Linked DNA regions of Mus musculus: region 2 is linked to region 1. Evidence: chromatin loops called from intact Hi-C (ENCODE). Cell type or tissue: left cerebral cortex. All regions are shown on one strand. Links, peaks and the distances in the headings refer to the core of each region. The heading gives the core; the rest is flanking DNA. Region 1 overlaps Zhx2 (zinc fingers and homeoboxes 2). Region 2 overlaps Zhx2 (zinc fingers and homeoboxes 2).

Region 1 (8,833 bases), core at 471-8,470:
TGGGTGTCCGTTGGACCTATGAATACAGAGATGTTTTGAACAGGGAGAATCAGAGTGGGAGATGAGTGACTTATGTGGGGACAGAGCCCCTTCTCAGGAGAGTCAGATTGGGGAGAGCTGGTTTCTAGTCTCTGTACTGCCTCTCATTTGACCCTGGCCAGGTGACTCATCCCAAAGGACTCCTCATCTTCTTGTCACACGGCACACCTTGGATGGCTCTACCCCATGCCACGGATGGTATTTGTCAATGTGTTTCATTTCCATTTGTGTCTTAATGTTCAGCAGCAATGCCAGGCGGGTGCGGTTTCCTGAGTTTACCCGTGTGATGCTGTGAGTGCTTGATATGCATTAACTCACTGAGTGCTCTGAGATGCCAGCCTGCTCTGTGGAGGGGCAAATGGGCACAGAGAAGTGACTGAGTTGCGCAGGTGGCATGGATAGTTACTGCTACAGAAGGATGCTCAACTCTGATTAGTTTGTGTCCGTCTTCACTTTTACCTCCTCTAGGAACAGGTTACCAGAACCTAACTTACTCAGTTTCCCTCTCCGTACAATTTAGAAATTCATTTCTGCCATGCTCTTCCCCGTAAGAGAAAAGGCCACATTGTCAACGTGCTTAAAGGGCTTCATGGACAGGTCTGCTGTGCCAACAGTGGAGGCTGATCACTTCAGCCTGGCTCCTTTTATTCTTGTTATCCAGGCCCATGTGGCAGAAATGTCCTGTCAGCAATGTCACACCTGCATCGGAAGACCTAGCTCAAGTTGGCCACTGGGTGTCAACATCAAGTGTTGTGACTAAGAGAGAGGATGCTGCAGCTCTCTGAGTATGTCAGTGACTTAACTCGTGCTGACCCAATTCTTGGCAAGAAGCAACACACAGAAGGAAGGGTTGAGTTTTGCTCAGAGTTTGAGTGGATGTTCAAGGGGATAGTGTCCATCATGGTGGGCGGCATGCAGCACGAATGTGATACCCTCTTGGCTGGGTCTGCTTTCCAACTACAAGTAGAAGGGCAGGAACGAAGGTGAACCACTCGCCTTTTCCCTTTTCTTCAGTCTGGGACTCTAGCCCATGGAGGCATGGTGCTGTCCACACCCAGGGTGGGTCTTTCCCTTTTAGTAGAATTGCTCCAGACATGACCTGTGTTATGTCTCTTGGGTGATTTTACAAGTTGACAATGGAGATGAACTACCATCCGGAGTCACTCAGGTTCATAGAGCTCAAATTGTGCACTGGAATGTCCCGTCTTGGTTGCTTCTTGGAGGCACACAGGACCTCCTAGCTTGAATTCCCACAGTCGGAAGAGCAGGCAGCAGGCAGCAATGGGTTTGCGTACTCCCGGGGCTGTGATGTGGTTTCTATGGCACGGATTCCACAAGCCCTGTCCTCCTTTAGGGGCAACTGGGTCTCTAGCTTCAGAAAGACAACAGCAACTCTATTCTAGTTCCTCTTCTGAGCATCTTCCTACTGAGCAGAAGTTGGAAAATATGCCAGTTTTGGACCAGCCAGTCAGCTTGTGTCCACATTCCAGCCCTACCACAGTGGGACCTCTGGAAGCCACATACTGTCCTGAACCTTGGGCTCTTCCCTCTGAAAGTCCAGTGACCATGCTTGGGTGATAGCTCAGTCATGATGCCTCCTCACCCCCATGCTCTGTGGCACAGCTCAGTGGAGCTCTCTCACGGTGGCTCTGCGTTGTGACTGGCTTTGGGAGGGTGGATATTAGTGATAACTAAGGCTTCTATATGTCCTGTTATTTTCTCTTTGTAGACTCTACTGTCGCTCCCATGAGGTCATGCCATGGTAAGCCTCTACAGGGTGAATGACTTATCCAGCTTTGGCGTTTGTCATCCTAGTTGAGGTTACCTCATGTCAAGCAGCACACAGTCCATGTTCCCCCTAAACTGACATCAAATATGTTAGCCATCTCATGGAATGAGAGGCCATTGATTTCACCCTTCAGACCTGGGAGCTGACTAAATATGTCCTACTGTCCTCCATAGGCTTATGGGGTTGTTTGATACAAAGCACTACCATGGTAATAAATAACCAAAATAGCCAGAGAAGGGGTTTTAAAAATTGGGGCATGCTATTCCTTAATGACTTTGCCTGTATTTTGGTGCACAATTTGAACTTCCCTTTCTCTGCTTGTTTCTTTGCTCTGGGATACAACAGGCAGGGGCTGTTATTTAACACACACACACACACACACACACACACACACACACACACACACACACATGCACTCGCGCACCTATGCTCGCCATACAGATACTCAGTGAAATCCTAGTAGGAGGAACAGAAAACTGTAAGTCTTATACCTTCCCTTCTGTTTTCCCTTTCTTCTCCCAATCTATTTATTTTAATAAAAGTCTTATATACAGTCTAAATAAACAGGTTATATTTGTTTAAGACAAGCTTTCTGCTGGTGCCAAGAATCTACTTCTTCAACTGTGGAGCCAGACCACGCTCCCTCCCTCGGATACAGCTCATGTCTGCTGCTGCAGGCTCCTTCCTCCGCACCAGAGGCTCTTCCCTGCTTCAGTCCCATGCTGTCAGTGGACATTCCTGGCTTCTGTGGTAGCCGTGGCCGTTTACCTAGGGGATTTTCAAGACTTCATCTAGAGATCCTGGAACTCCATGGCACCTCGATGTCCTCCCTTGCAAAGTGAGGATGGTGAGGATTATATAGTCTCACAGACTTATCTGTGAAATTTCAATGAGATCGTACAGCTCCAAATCAGCCTCAGAGATGCAGAAGAGTAAGCATTTGGTACATGCTAGCTCCTATAATGATAAACGTGGTACTATGGACAAAGAAGTCCTACCTAGCATCTATGTCATACTTGGCATGTCTCACTGTTTTAAATACTTTTCCCTAGGTCTTCTCATGTATTTATTGTGTTTTGAACCCCATGGCAGCTATCTGTGAAGATAGTGCTATATTCCCAATTTATGGATGAGAAAACTGAGAGACCACCGTATTGTTCTCTCCGCTTTAGTTATCCATCCATTTTTCTCATTGCAGATCTAGAGGGTAATGACTTTTGCCTTCAAAAGCTTACTACAGTGCCTGGTGTACAGACTAACTCAATGATGGAGGAGGCCAGAGCGTAGTGATGGTCTTTTCCGTCTTGACACACCCCTTTGAGGCAGGGGTCTGGATCGCCTAATCTCTGCACCTTCTGCTACTGAATCAGCTGCCTTGGACAGATGGCGCTTTGACGAGGAGGCACAGGCTGATTCTCGGCCTGGCATGCACACTCTGGGCTCTCTCTTCACATGCTGTCTTACAATTCAGCCTGACTCAAGGCCCAGGAAGCAGACAAGGCTCTCAGCATCCCCAGATGAGCTGGGGGGTGGGGGGTGGGGGTGGGTTCGGCAGCTCGGTGTAGAAAGCAGTATTTAATAATGCTATCACGCTACCCTGTCCTCATGAAACCGTTGTGACATCCTGCATTTAAAAATGTGACAAGCTTCAATTGCTATGCATGACCCATGTCTGGCATCACAGTGACTCCTGGCCCCAGAGCACCTGCATTTTCTGGTGACAAACAGCTTACAGGGATCAGGGGACGGATGGCTTTGTGCAAAGTTGTCCTCATGGACCCTTCTAAGCCCTCTGTGGTGCGGTTGTTCTGCCCGCCTGTCAGAGTATAATTTTCATTAAATATTAAAGAGCTGTTTGTTAAAATAATGTCGTCATGGCAACAGAGTTGGGTGGGGGTGCCAGAACAGCCTAGCGCTGCCCAAATTGCAGCATATTAATCAAGTGCTTTGCACTACGAAGTGAGCCTTCCTTTGAGCTATCTGGTGACAATGACTCTGGAGGATCCAGGAACTTTTGCAAGCTGCTGGTGCCAAAGATGAAGGCTGTCATGAGGTCCTGGAGCTGAGTTGTGCTTGTTGGATGGGTGGATGGATGGATGGCTGGATGGACAAATGAAGGAATTCTGGAAAACAAATTCTAGCTGTTTGTGTTAGAGCTGTTTCTGACAGATCTTCTGCTTTTCATTTGCCCTTTTATCGTGGGGAGGAGTTTTGCCAGAAAGTTGGGGGAAAAGAGCCAGGACAGCAAATCAGGGGGTGGGGGCACTGTTTCTTTTGCTCACAGGGAGAACAAGTGGCAGCAACAGAGAGGCAAAGTAAAGAAGCTTAGAAGCAGGCTGCCTGGGTCAAATCCTAGCTAGCTCCCTGTACTGTGAGGAGTGACTCACTCTCCCAAACCTGTCCTTCCACCTTTGTCAGCCGACCACAGCTGTGTTGGCTTTGTGTCTGAGGACAGGTGAGAGATGACAAATAATAGCCTCAAATCCCAACCACCCAATTTTCCACTGGCCTGTTATTGCTACGGGCACCGCAGCTCTGGCTACAGAGGTTGTCAATGATACCACTGAAGGACTATTTCAAGGTGCACTCACATTTGAAAGAGCCCAGTGGGTCCTGTCCGCTGCCCAAGTGTTTTCTGAAGTCTGTATGTTCTCCATGGAAGGGGCCAGATGGTGGTCGTACACCACTGTCTGGTGTACGAGGGGATCCATCAAATTGTCATGACCTAGAAGGCTGGGTTCCAGGATTGTGCAGGGCTTTTAAGAGGCGTGGCTTAATGAAGGTGATTAGGTCATTGGGAGTGCCACCCCTGGAGGAGATTAAAGTAGTTCTCTCAGGGCCTTTATTAGTGCTAGGGAGACTAAGGCAACATAATGAAAACAAGCCTGAATCTCTTGTCTCTGGCTTTCTGTCTTGTCATATGTCTCTTCCACACATGCTTCTAACATCCACCAAACAAGCCTCTTATCTTTATATATTATCCAGACTCAGATTTTTTTTTTTTTGTTATAGCAACTGAAAATGGAGCAATACACAGTTTCCATAGAAGAGTCAAGTTTGGGGTTTTTGTTTTGCAGTTATAAACACAGGCAAACATTTTTAGCTCACATTCCACATATACAGCAGAGACATGGCTGGTCCCTGCTGTACCGCCTTAGGAAGAAATACAGAAAAAATGGAGACAAAGCGAAAGGAGACATAATGCTTCCCTTCCTTTACCTGAAAAAGTGGGTTGAAGGGAGAGAGAGAAAGGAGAGAGAGAGGGGGGGGGGGAGAGATCCCCTCAAAGATTTAGAATATCCCCATACCTCAAGGATGAGGCTTCTGAGTGCCCCCTCTGCAGAGTCTTTTTCTCTTCATGCCCCTGCCCCATTAATGCCTTTACTGGCTGACTTCTGTCTGTTGTGTCTTTTCTCTGCTGCTATCTGATGCACCCAAGATCTTTTTCCTTGCCTCTTAATTCTTTAACTGGCAGAGAAAATGAACCCAATCAAGACTCTTAGATGGCAAGAGGGAGGAGGCAGGAACTGGACATTGAGCCACACCATGTTCCCTGGGGCCAGCAGCTGGTAACTGACTTCGGAGCAGGGTCAGAAACAGGAAAGAGACAGCAGGAAAGATGCACACCCAGTAGACCATACACAGCATCTCCAGATTGGAGAACGACCTCAGAGCGAGTAACTTCATCCTGGTTCCACCATGTAGCTACAGCAGAGCCTCTGACTACAGCCCCAGCTTTACCTCTGACCCCCATGACACTCTGGATGAAGGGGTGATCATGATGAAGTCCTTGCTGTGTCCTGGCACAGTTTTATACTAATCATGGAATCCTTATGACCCTGTCCCCATTTCTCAGATGAGGAGACTGAAGCACAGAGAGGCCAGCAACTTGCCCAAGGCCACAAAGCCAGTGGAGAGCCAGGACTTGAACGTGGTGGTGTACTCTAGGACCCCTGTCCTTCTGCACAAATATTCTCTCCTTGCATTCCCCTTCCCCACTTTATCTCACCACCATCGGCTCAGCACCTATTATGTGCCAGGGCCTGTGCGTGCAAGGACACAGTTATCCTCACAGCTCAGCTTTAAGGATGTCATGGTTCATGTCGCAGAGTCACCATCCAGCCCACTTCCTCTGCGTTCCCTTTCTTTCCTCTCCCCTTCTGTCCTCAAACAGTGGCATCACTACCCTGAGGACACAGAGACCAGTCACTTGTGCTAAGTCTGATCTTGGACTCACTCCTGCCTAATGCCCTCATTTAGGTCTGGAGTCCAGCTCTTCTCCTGTCTGGCAGGTAGGGGTTTGGTCATCCGAATGTGTGGGATAAGTCTTGTCCCTGCCAAGGATTCCAAACTTCTGGGTAAAGTCCATTTCATATTCTCTGGCATCCACCTACTTGGGTCTTACCCATGTATTCCCTTATTCCTCCTGTGAATTGGGCAGAAGGGTGACACCCCATCCCCACCCCCTTTTTTATACAGGCTCCCTAGGCCTTTTCTTCCACTCTGAGCAGTCAGCCTATTAGACCAAATCTTCTGATGGTGTGACTAGCAGAACGTTCTTTGGGTAGCCCTGCTGTGGGAGGGGCCACTGCTAAGCCACTCCCCAGAAAAACCTCCCATCATACTCTTTGCATACTCTTCATCTATCATGTACACCAGGTATTTAGGATTACAGATGTGCGTGTGAGCTGTCCGGCATCAGCTGGTGGCACTGGGGCACAGGAAAGACGCAAGGTTTCCTTACTCAGTAGACTCTGCAGTGGCCACCGGTCTTCTCCTCAGCCTCCATCCTCTTCCTATACATCCCACCCCTCAAAGGTTCTAGATTATCACAGAAGAGGGGAAAACACTGCTTTATCAAAGCTTCCCACTTCAGTATTTTTCATGACATTTGTCCAGCCTCTCCTTGAATTCTGTCACTGACAGGGAACTCCCTAGTGACCCAACTTTTTCACTGCATTTGTGCATATCTCTTGTCAGGGAGTTTTGCTTAGTCCAAGTCATCAACAATCCCCGCCCCCACCCCCCTCTGCCCCCCAGCTCTTATCAGGGCTAGTACTTTAGGGTGGCTTTGCCTACTGGCTAAGCCAGGCACTACACACTGTGTTCTAAGACTTTTTCCCCTCATTTTGAACATAACTCTAAAAATATGTCCCTGGCCTGGAAGTCTGAGTTGCTGTCATCTGTGCAGAGAGGGGAGAGCCAGCCACCTGCAGGCTCATGGCGTCTAGGGAAGCCCTGGCAGGAAGCCATTCTGGGAGGTTTACACCTGGAAGCTTGGCTCTGTGCTGTGTCCAGGTGCTGGGTGGATGGAAACAGAGTTGCCAGGTTGGCTTTCCCATGCAGCTCCTATCCTTTCCCCGACATCAACCTGGGCCAGGTGCAAGCACAGCCCACTGCTGTACCACTTACCAGTGTCTGCTGTGAGTTCCTTACATCCTGGGGATCTTGCAGCCAGATTCCCAGAGCAGCCAGTGCATGGAGACCTGCAAAGAAGAAGAGACTGTGTGAGAAGCAGGGCAGAACAAACCAGGTATCCAGCTCTGTATCCAAGCAGGACCAAGCCCTTGGGAAACTAGGATGGAGGTGGGAAGGGGAAAATAAACCCCTGTAAGGACCCAGGCACTCATCAAAGCAACTTCACAATCTCCAGGCTTTGTGGCAATTCTGAGCCAGAGAAAGAAGAGGAACAAAAAAAGTGGGGGGAGGGGACCCCAACTCTGGATGAGTCAGCAGTTTGTAGCAAAAAAGAATTTTTAGGCGTGTGAAAGCAAAGGCAGATGGCTTGGGTGTGGAAAGGGGTTTGGGCTTGTCTAACCTCACTCAGTGTCTCCTCAGAGCATCCTTGCCTCTCACCAGCAGCAGGTTGTGCAGGGTTTCTTTAGGGTACCAGCAAAGGGGGACGCTCAGTGTCCAGGCTTCAAGCAGAAAAGATAATGCAGTCCTTAAAGCAAAAGGCCCCAAGGCCTGTGGAGAGACTCCTGCCAAACACACCCTGTGTGCTTTGAAAATTCCTCTGGAGAGCTGTAGCTGGCAGAACAGGGCGTGTGTGTGTGTGTGTGTGTGTGTGTGTGTGTGTGTGCGCGAACGCGGGGCCTCTGCTTCTGTGCCATAGCATGGTGAGCTGAGGTCTAGGCCCTAGAGCTCTGCAGGCAGTCAGTGGGGGTACCTTGTAAGGACACATGGGGCTGCTTACGGCTTGTGGGACTCCCTTCCCTTGCTCCCCATGGCCATGATCCTCAAACCCTGTCTTTTTTTTTTCTTCTTGTTTCCTTATGAACTCCCAAGTGAACTTTCTGTGTTCTCACGGGGGAAACCTTTTGACCCCGTAAAGAGAATCATCAGGGCTGGAGTTAGTGTTTATTGAGTCTTTACCACGCTCCCCACACTTGCTCTTGACACACCTGAGCAGGATTCTTGCTGTGCAGACGTGTTCCTTTGAATAGCAAAGTGCAAACTCACAAACTCACACCTCAAGAGAGAGAGCCTAGCTGGGAAGGCAGGCTCCGGGCTGTGGATTCGGAGGTTGCATTTTAACAAGAGCCATAGGCGACGTGCGGGCTGTACGACAGGCTTTATTATTCTCTCAGCCATGGGAGGAAGTCTCTGACCATTGCCGGGTGAGGAAATGAGCTAGGGAAGCCACAGTTAGCTGCCTCCGCTAAAGAGCTGGTGACGGGGAGAGTGGATTCAAGCCATTTCCATTGGCTTCTGGAAACTGCATTCCTTTCTACCACACTATCTGTGGGCGGAGTAAAAGGAAGGGCCAGGCAGGCCATGCTTAGTAAGAGTGGCTTGGGAAGAGCAGTCTGCTGCAGTGGGGAGTGATGAGCTCAGGCCAGAGACGAGCATCCCCTTCTCTGTTATGTTAAAATCCCCAGGTCTTGGACCATTCCCCTCGTGTGTGTGTGTGTGTGTGTGTGTGTGTGTGTGTGTGTGTGTGTGTGAAACGGACGGACGGACACAAGCTTCTGCATAGAGTCCCAGTGTCTAATTGATTCTGAT
Region 2 (8,833 bases), core at 566-8,565, 77 kb before region 1:
AACAACCACCAATCAGGAGGAAAGCAGAAATTAAGTTTATGGTCTGGCTCCCAGCGCCAGCCAATTCTGCTAAAGGCCATAGTAGCCCCCACCCCCACCCCAATTAGATGCTTGCCAGACTAGAAACACTTACCTCTCTCACTTGCCGTTTTCTATAAAACTTTGTCTCGATGAGTGTTTGGGGTTTTTTCTCCACTATAAAGAACCATCCTGTGGGTCCTTGGTGAGTTAAGCCCAAGCCTTTATTCGAGGCTGTGAATAAAGACCCTTGTGTGATTGCATGAGATCAGCTCCTGGTTTGTCTTTGGGGGTTTACCAACACTTCCTGGTACTACAGTCACATGCTTCTCCAGAGCCCTCCAGGGGAGCTTGTCCAGAAGTACACTCAGCTCTCTACTGTCCCATGAAACTTCATCAAAAGCTTTGGTTGGGGTAGATGTAGAAATTTGGAATCTGGGGCCCCTTTTCATGGTGATAGCGCCGGCTCCTGGAACCATCAATTCTCATACTTGGACTGGCAGTTAAAAGGTCTAAACTCTTAGTTTTCAAAAGAGGAGGCAGAGGCTAAAGGAGGAAGAATGACCGACTTTCTCAGGCTCATGAGCCCCATTAGTGGTAAATCCAGGGCCAGAATTCTGGAACCTCTGACTCCTTGGGGCAGGTGGGTGGGCTTTGTCATAGCAAGCCCTTATGACAAACTCATTCTCTTCAATGCTTAGTCATGTTTCTATCTCTTCTAGGCCTCATAAGGGTTCCTCCAAGGTGGAAGGCAATACAAGCAAATGTGCAGACACATAGATCTGTAAAAAAATGGGTGACAAGGCATGCGCTAGGGCCAGGGGAGCCAGGGGTAAGGCTCCAGTTAGTTTTTAGCTTCATTTCTTATTTGCTGGAACGTGTTCATGGAACTCTGTTGAAAAATAATCACATGGTCCATCCTGGCATCGTAGGCTAAGCAAGTAAAACAGGACTGAAAGGGGATTTATTTTTTCTTGTCTTCCCAGGACACATTAGACAGGCTTCCATGTTTAGCCCAGGGCAACACATCTTAAATACTTTTTGTGTGTGCTCTTCACTGCCTAGTTTCTTCACACTCTGTTCTCTGAAGCTGTCCCTCCTTCAATGACTATAAACCCTAACAATGACTAACCCAGTTTGGACTGTTCATTGAGGTGAGAGATGTGCTGTTACTGGCTAGGTCTGAAGCATATGACCATCCATGGACAGAAGGGTCATGATCTGTGAGGTACCATGCCAACATTATATGTGATAGAGCAGGGCTCCAGAAGGCTTTGAATGGGCGTGGGTGTGTTAATAAAGGGGAGCAGCAATATTGGGGAGATGAAAACCTACAGGAGCCTCACAAGGGATGGAGAAGCAAGACAATGAATGCTCACATGATTAGAGTTAATTGTTGGTGCTGGTGATTGCCCATGACTTCAAAAGAATAGGGCATCCCGAGAGCTAGTTTGGATGTGTGTCATCCTTAAATCCAGTTTCTTCATCCTTCCATGTATACCTTTATTTGTTCCAGTGGTGTTTAGGTTGGGTTTTTAGGAATGGGTGAAATTTAGGCAAGGAATATGGAAGGTATGAGCATTTCAAAGGGAAACGTATCAGCCTAGGGACCATTTATCTATCAGCCCCAGCCACAGACTGTGTAAGGAGCTAAGAAACAGATTTGGACTGAGTTACTGGGCTCTAGGGCTTGTAGCATAAATTCAGCCAAGGGAAGCAATCCCAAGGCAAAAGTCTGCAAACATACCATGTCCCCTTTCCATCCATTTCCCATATGCTGTTTCACTTAGAGTGGAAAATCCCAAACCACATTTGTTTTTCAGGTTCTTTTCTAAAGAAACAATAACTTCTGATTTCTTTGGAAACAGGGTCTTGTGGAGCCAGGCTATCTTCAGATTTCCTATGTAGCATCAAATGACTGTGAACTTCTGTTGGCCTCTCAGGGATAAGTCTTAGGATGGCATACGTGCAACCTAGTTGCATGAGGTGCTAGGGTTCTAGCTTGGGGCTTTGCTTGCTATATAAACACGCCACCCACTGAGCAATTGTCCCAGGGCCATTGTGGTCCCGGTGCTGTTGTCTAGCTTGACGAGGGTGACTTGCTCATCAAAGATGTAGGGAAACTTGCTTGTCAAAAGTGGTTGTTCAAACTTGTTGGCTTCTTCCTTGGTTACACTTGGCTGCCTGTTAGATTTTTACTCCTTAAAAATTCTAAATATCCCTTTCACCTCTGCCTCCTGTGTCTTCCTTTGAATCTATTCACGTAACAGAAGCCGACTAGTCCTTCAAACTCAGACCGAGTTTCCATCTCCCACCTTGGCATTAGTGCAGGGATGGATGGATAGACATCGGAATGAAGAGATTTCTAGGTCCTGCAGGGACGGTAGTCAGGTCTCGTGCAGGCTGTGAGTGCATTTGATTGCAAGGTTAGTTAAACAGTGATTTACATTTCTCACACATAAAGAAGTTTGAAGGCAGGCATCTGCCCCATCTCATGGGCATTAGCTTGTACAGGGCAGGAGGAGAGGAAGGGGAATGACCGCTACACAGTGCTCTTCTGCTCGTGTCCTAGTAGCCACCTTAGCTGCAAGGGAGGATGGGAAGTCAAGTTCTTCACCTACTGAGAAACAGGTATGTTTGTGAGGTTACAAAGAAGAGGGGTGGGGTGGGAATGCAAAAACAAGCAAGGTCTGGGGGCCTGCTAGGCAGCCAGTCCAGCTGAAATAGAACGCTCCAGTCTCAAAACATACAGTAGAAAGTGATAGAGAAGAACAAGTGACGGCGATCACTGACCTGTGTGTGTGCGCGCGCGCAGCACGTGAGTGCGTGTGCACGTGCACATGTGCGCACGCCCATGAACAAGTATGTCTAACCCTAACACAAACACACACCTACACACCTACACATACACACACACACACACACACACACACACAGACACACACACACACACACACACACACACACACACAGACACACACACACACACACAAATTCAAAACAAAATAACAAAGAAAGAGGAATTAGCTGTTAGCCAGGCAACCAGTGGCGCCCACATGTGTTTCATCTCACACTGTGAAGTCAGAACCATGATGGAGCACTACCTTAATTATTATGAAGCTGACAGGTAAAGGTCAAGTTGATGAATCATTGTTCGTTGTTAAAGGTGGAATGTGGCAGAATGGCAAGGTTGGTGTGTATTTGCCACCTTGAGTCCATTCCATGGACTGACCTGTTTCCTGGAGCATCGGAAGGATCTGATCAACAGAGGCTTTTGTGCTGGGACTTGGACTTGGCAGTGGCTGTTTTGAGGCAGCAGCAGAACAGAGGGTGATCTGAGAATGGTTATTCCCTTGCCTTTATCCCTGCTGGGTCACCGTGGCTTACATTGTATCTCCTTTCAGGTAGCCACCGTGGCTTACATTGTATCTCCTTTCAGGTAGCCACCATGGCTTACATTGTTCCTCCTTTCAGGTAGCCACCCTGGCTTACATTGTATCTCCTTTCAGGTAGCCACCGTGGCTTACATTGTATCTCCTTTCAGGTAGCCACCGTGGCTTACATTGTATCTCCTTTCAGGTAGCCAATGTGGCTTACATTGTATCTCCTTTCAGGTAGCCTACTCTGTACTTCTGTCCACTACTGGTCCTTTGCTTTTTCTAGACAAGCTCGTTTCCTCCATCCTTAGCTGTTTTCCCAAACCCTACCTACACCATTGTAATTGTAGCTTGAATAAGTGCCCCCAGGTTACGCAGTGTAAGCTCTACCTCACCTGCAAGGATCCAAACAAAGTCTAATCCTTGAGGTGCTTGCTATGGAGAAGGTTTTAGAATGATGGAGGGAAACCTTATTCTCCCCATAAGAGTTTAATTCCTTCAAAGTTGAGAGGAACCAGAGTCCTCTTCCACGCTGTGGGATATCTGATTCTAAGGCCTTCTGGAAAGTGCTCAAGTGCTTAGTCATGTGTACTGACCCCTCCCACATTACTAGAGCCACGGTTCATAAGGGGGAGGCACTGTGAGGTGTTTTACATGGGGATCTAACACTCCTGGCTCCAGATTGTATTGTCAGGCCACTGAGAGCTGTCATTACCAGGGGGCTGTGGCAGCGCAAGTGTGCTAGATAGAGAAGTGTGCACATGCCTGCTGGACCACACCCGATCTCCTTTGCTCCCTTCTGCTTCTCTCTCCTGGCCACTGGTCTACATGCTGACGACAGGGTGGTACGTGATTGGGTTTACCACTCACCCATACGTGGGGAGGAGCTATCCAATGTCTTCAGTGTGGCCTCTTCACCTTTAATGACCATGCCGATGACCTGGGCACCCTGTGCAGTTGCTGCTGCTGGAGATCTGGGGAGCACATTTGAATGTGGACAATGTAGCGCTGCACCACCCAGCTCTGTAGCCACCCACTAGCCCCGTATGTCTCTTTACATGCATTTTATCCTCCTTGCTTTTTCTCTTGTCACCTGGTTTAGCAACCGAAACCCAACCCACAACTTTGTTTAGCTCATGCCAAATGGGGAAATATGTTACATTAATGTAAATGGAAGAACAGGGAGATGGATGTTGTTAAGAACTTTGGACTTTAGGGACTCAAATGATGTCACTGCCACCATTTAGCATCACCTGCATCCCTTCTGGATGCCACTCCCTTCTTGACTTTTTGTGCCACATAGACTTTTCATTTATACATTGGCTTCCTATCCTGGCAAGACCTCTAACTTTGGGAGGCTTGTTGTATGGCTGTCTCCTCTGGCTTGATATGTTCTCTCCTAGAGCAAAGAGGGAGGGAGGAGGGGGAGGACAAGGGAAAGAGTGAGGAAAAATGCTTATGAGTCTCAGGAAACTTACAAGGCTCAGGAGGTAAGGCTCCTCTTGAGGTTGAATACCATTAAGCAGAGGCCCTCAGCAAGTTGCACAGAGAGCTGCAATGACTCAGCTCTTGTGAGTCATCACCCAGGCTAGGTGATAGGTGATAGATGCTAGGTGATATATATGCCCGAGTTACCGGCACTCTTGTAAGAAGTCTCTGTAAAACTTACTGGCTCATCACGCTAAAATTGGAGGGACCATTTATTTGGTCCTGTTGTTGGTGCCCTAGCTCAGGGTGCGTAGATAATTTATTCATGTGTCCTATAAAAAGTCACAGAAGCTGGCAAAGCTCCTGGCAAATACTACCACACTCACCATCTACCCTGGAAGAAGCAGACTTTCTCCTAGAACCTGACTGGTCCAGCCTGGGTTTTGTGTGTGGCCTTGTATCTGTGTAGGCACACTAGAGTGTGACGGCTGTTTCCCGGTGGGGGAAGTGAATCCCCATGACGGACTGCCCCCACCCTCAACAGAAGACCTAGCACAGAAGAGAAAATCCCTGGAAAGAAGTGCTAGGAGTGCAAAGGAGCCACAATAGATAGAAGCAGCTGCTGGCAGGCTCTGCCTGCTGCTCTTTCCCACCTCCTCAGGACCCTTGCCTGTCCCACACAGTCTCTCTCCCGGGCCCGCCATTCTGGAGAAGCTCAGCTTGATACATTTTGTTGGTGGTTAAAAGGACAGAGCCATCTTCCCCGTGCTTTTCATCCCTGACTTATTATCAGGGCTCTTTTCCCCCAGGTTGCTACAGACATTAGGCATTTGATGGTGGCTCCCACGGACTTGCTTGAAGGATTCCTTTAAATGGCTTCTGAGAGGCAAGCCTAACTGCAAGGGTGGTAAATAGCAGGAGGGAAGTGCAGCCACCTGTGGAGATGTGCTGGAGACATTCATTAATGGGAAGGACAAGACAGCATGGGAGTGAAGAGGGGCCAGGTGCTGGTGACACAGAGAAAAGGCAGTGCAGGGACCAGAACTAGCCAGCTATGCCAGCCTCTCCCTCTCCCTCCCTCCCTCCCTCCCTCCCTCCCTCCCTCCCTCCCTCCCTCTCTCTTTCTCTGTCTCCCTGCCTCCCTGCCCCCTCCCTCCCTCCCTCTCTCTCCCTCCTCCTCCCAGTTCTTGTTTTCTCCCTCCCTCACCCCTCTCTTGAATTCTGTTATAAGGTGCTTTAGTCATGGTGTTTCATCACAGCAATAGAAAGGCAACTCAGACAGTAACGGGAGGTGGGGGTGGGGTGGGGGTGGGGGTGGGGGTGGGGGTGGGGGTGGGATTGGCTTCAATCCCTTAACCACCTCACCTTCATTTCTTTACACTCCTGGAACTCAGGAGGAAGCAAGATGTGCAGAGGCTAGCTTCACTCGTGGTAGAAGGTGTGGTAGAAGGTGGAAGCTCACCTATTCCCTTCCTTGTGTCTGGACATGAGCCTATAGCCTCCGTTTTAGGCTGCCTGTCCTCTTCTCTGGCTGGGCGGACACTCAGGAACCCTGCTTAGGTCTGACTCTTAATGCACCTTTTGGTTTCCTTTCTCAAGAGCCTTCTCTCTAACCAGACCCCTAAGCCGTTGGCCTCACCGCTCGTGACTTGGCACCACATGTAGGAGACATTCTGCAGGCGTGATCTGCAGGCAGCCAGGCTACATGGCACACCGTGCTTCTAAATAAGTATGGCACACCGAGGTCCTAAAGTCAGAACACTGGATTCTGAAGTAGGGTGACTAGCCAGTAATTGCCTTTGGATGAGTCTGCGCTCTACGTGTTTTTATGTGATTCCTCCACTTAGAGGCTCTGGTGGTGTGCACGCTCATTGTCCAATCTAAGGTTCTTTGCTAACCAATCAAAGTACATAGGCTTCCACTATGTAAGTGGTTGCCCCTGTGCAACGAAGCAGGCACTGTTCCCTGAGGTCAACTCCAGAATTATTTATCTCCACTCCATTTACCAAGCCACAGGCATGGCTGTCTTGTGGCGAGAAGCCTCAGTAAAGATAGCAACCACAAGGGTGTATGTGACAGAGACTGATCTAGACACTAGAGACATTCGACATCATGGGTAAGAGTCGACTTTGACATTGGAGAGTCTTGGACTCTGTTCTAAGTTCAGGATGACATTGGTCATGATTCTCAGACTAAACCAGATGCAATGCAAAGTAGCTGGTGGTAGCTCATCTAACTAGGAAGGGAGATGGACCTGAGGTCTGAATCTCCTTGTGGTTGATTGTCTGACCATGGTATCCACTCCCCTTTCTTCTTAGGATAGGGCTTCTCCTTCTCACTCTTGGCTACTTGGCCAGCTTTTCTTATAGCCAGGTGTTACCATGACTTTGAATTTTGGTCACGGGAATATGAACAAAAGGGATAATAATAATAAAAAACCAGTTTATGCATGTCTGTGAGTTTGCGCATGTGCGTGTGCATACACACTCATACACTTAAAAAAAAAACCTTAAAAATATATGGCCATAATGAATTGGCAGTGAGAGGCGGCCACGTCAGGACTACAGGCTGAGGCCTTAGGAGCCAGGCGACAATAAAGAACAGGGAGCAGAGGGAAGGTTAGAAAAACGTTTAGTCTTTGCTTTATTGAGTTACAACAGATGAGCAACAAGTTAGAAAAACTGCTTTTATTCAAACTCCCTAGCATTTAATTTGTGCAGTGTACTCCAGTGGGGTCGGGGGTCTGCGGGGTGGGGGAGGGGACAAGGACAGCGAACAGAATCCCTGTCTCCACATTTACACCAACTAGATCTCTTGGCTTTCTTTCTTTAAAAGCTAGGACTAACTAAAAAAAAAAAAAAAGTGCACTCAGGTATCTAAAATTGGCCCAACACACGCACGCACGCGCGCACACACACACAGACACAGGAACAACAACAACAACAAATCAATCCATTAGTGAGGCTTTGAGCTGAAATCTTGCCAAAAGCCACACCAAGAAAAGGTGGTGAGAAGAGAAAAGAAAAGCAGGGATGTTTACCTCGGTACTACACCTAGGCCGGGAAGACCACTCTCTTAATTTCCCAAGAGTGATGGTGACATCAAGTGTTGTGGGAGCCCTTTCTGCTGGTATTTCAAAACGATTTGTAAAGAGGGCAACCACCTGTTCCCCAATTATCCAAGGCAGTTGAGAAGCCAGCTGAGGCAGGGTCCCCAAAAGGCAGCTGGGGAACTGGGAAGGGTTTGATGGGGAAGGCTCTTTGTGAGCTCATCCCACTTTGCGCCAGACGTCAGCCCTTCCCACCAAGGCATCTCCCATGTCAAACTACCTTAAAGAAGAAATCCGTCCTACCTAAAATCCAGTAGATACAGTGGTACTTATGCTAATGCTCCCTCCCCCTCGTTACTAAAGTGAAAGGAAGAAAGAGAAAAGAAAAGCAATGTGGTTAGCCCTCCTTCCTGGGGGTGAAACAAAACAAAACAAAACAAAATGCAAACGCCTTACCACAGAAGTGCTGGAAAAAGGAAGTTGCCCTCGATTAAAAAGGTAACAAAATTCCCACATTGTATAAATCAGTTCCAGTATAGCAAGAGGCGGGGCTGGGGCGAAGGCAAAGGCTACGCACAGGGACCCATTGAAAACGCAGTAGTAGGACTTTGGCACTATGAACAACTCCCACCCAGCCTCTGGGAGGGACATTGAGAGCTCCGGAGTTCCTGTGGCCTCCAGGCACCACTGAAGCACGCCTGCTCAGAGTCGCTGGTGAGGTGGCCCACAGCCACTGGGGCGGGGCTTTCTTCTCTCTTCAAAGACAGAGCACCTCCCTCGTCAGTGCGGAGGTTCAGACCCGATGCCCTAGAGGGATGACACAAAGCAAAGAGATGTCAGAAAGAGGACTGCCATCTTCTAGGGGTGGAAGGCTTCTTCGCAGGCCTCCTGCAGGGTGGGAACACCTTCCAAAGCCTTTCATGGGGTTTGAAGGAGGGACAGAAGCCCTTCAAGCTGGGGC

The links. Hi-C counts contacts between places; a loop is a spot of excess contacts. Peaks named below come from ENCODE experiments on the same cell type or tissue, not always from the same donor. Only the 100,000 strongest peaks of a DNase experiment are listed, where the experiment ranks them.
Region 2: a loop joins it to region 1, with 1.9 times the contacts of the local background. A loop is called at or near these places in 2 of 42 quality-filtered maps.

What each region holds. Positions count from the first base shown.
Region 1 is chr15:57,761,127-57,769,959 of GRCm38, reverse strand. Zhx2 (zinc fingers and homeoboxes 2) reads right to left here. Exons shown (of 4, transcript NM_199449.2): 2 at 7,241-7,314. Among named protein-coding and RNA genes, the nearest start is that of Zhx2, 71 kb to the right of the region's middle. In left cerebral cortex, for the core only: a CTCF peak has its summit at 6,920; DNase peaks (open chromatin) are centred at 3,649, 7,136, 7,566, 7,854 and 3 more places; H3K27ac peaks cover 1,671 bases.
Region 2 is chr15:57,838,437-57,847,269 of GRCm38, reverse strand. It overlaps Zhx2 (zinc fingers and homeoboxes 2), which reads right to left. Exons shown (of 4, transcript NM_199449.2): 4 at 7,438-8,679. Among named protein-coding and RNA genes, the nearest start is that of Derl1, 50 kb to the left of the region's middle. In left cerebral cortex, for the core only: no CTCF peak of the experiment used is centred there; DNase peaks (open chromatin) are centred at 5,019 and 5,182; H3K27ac peaks cover 412 bases.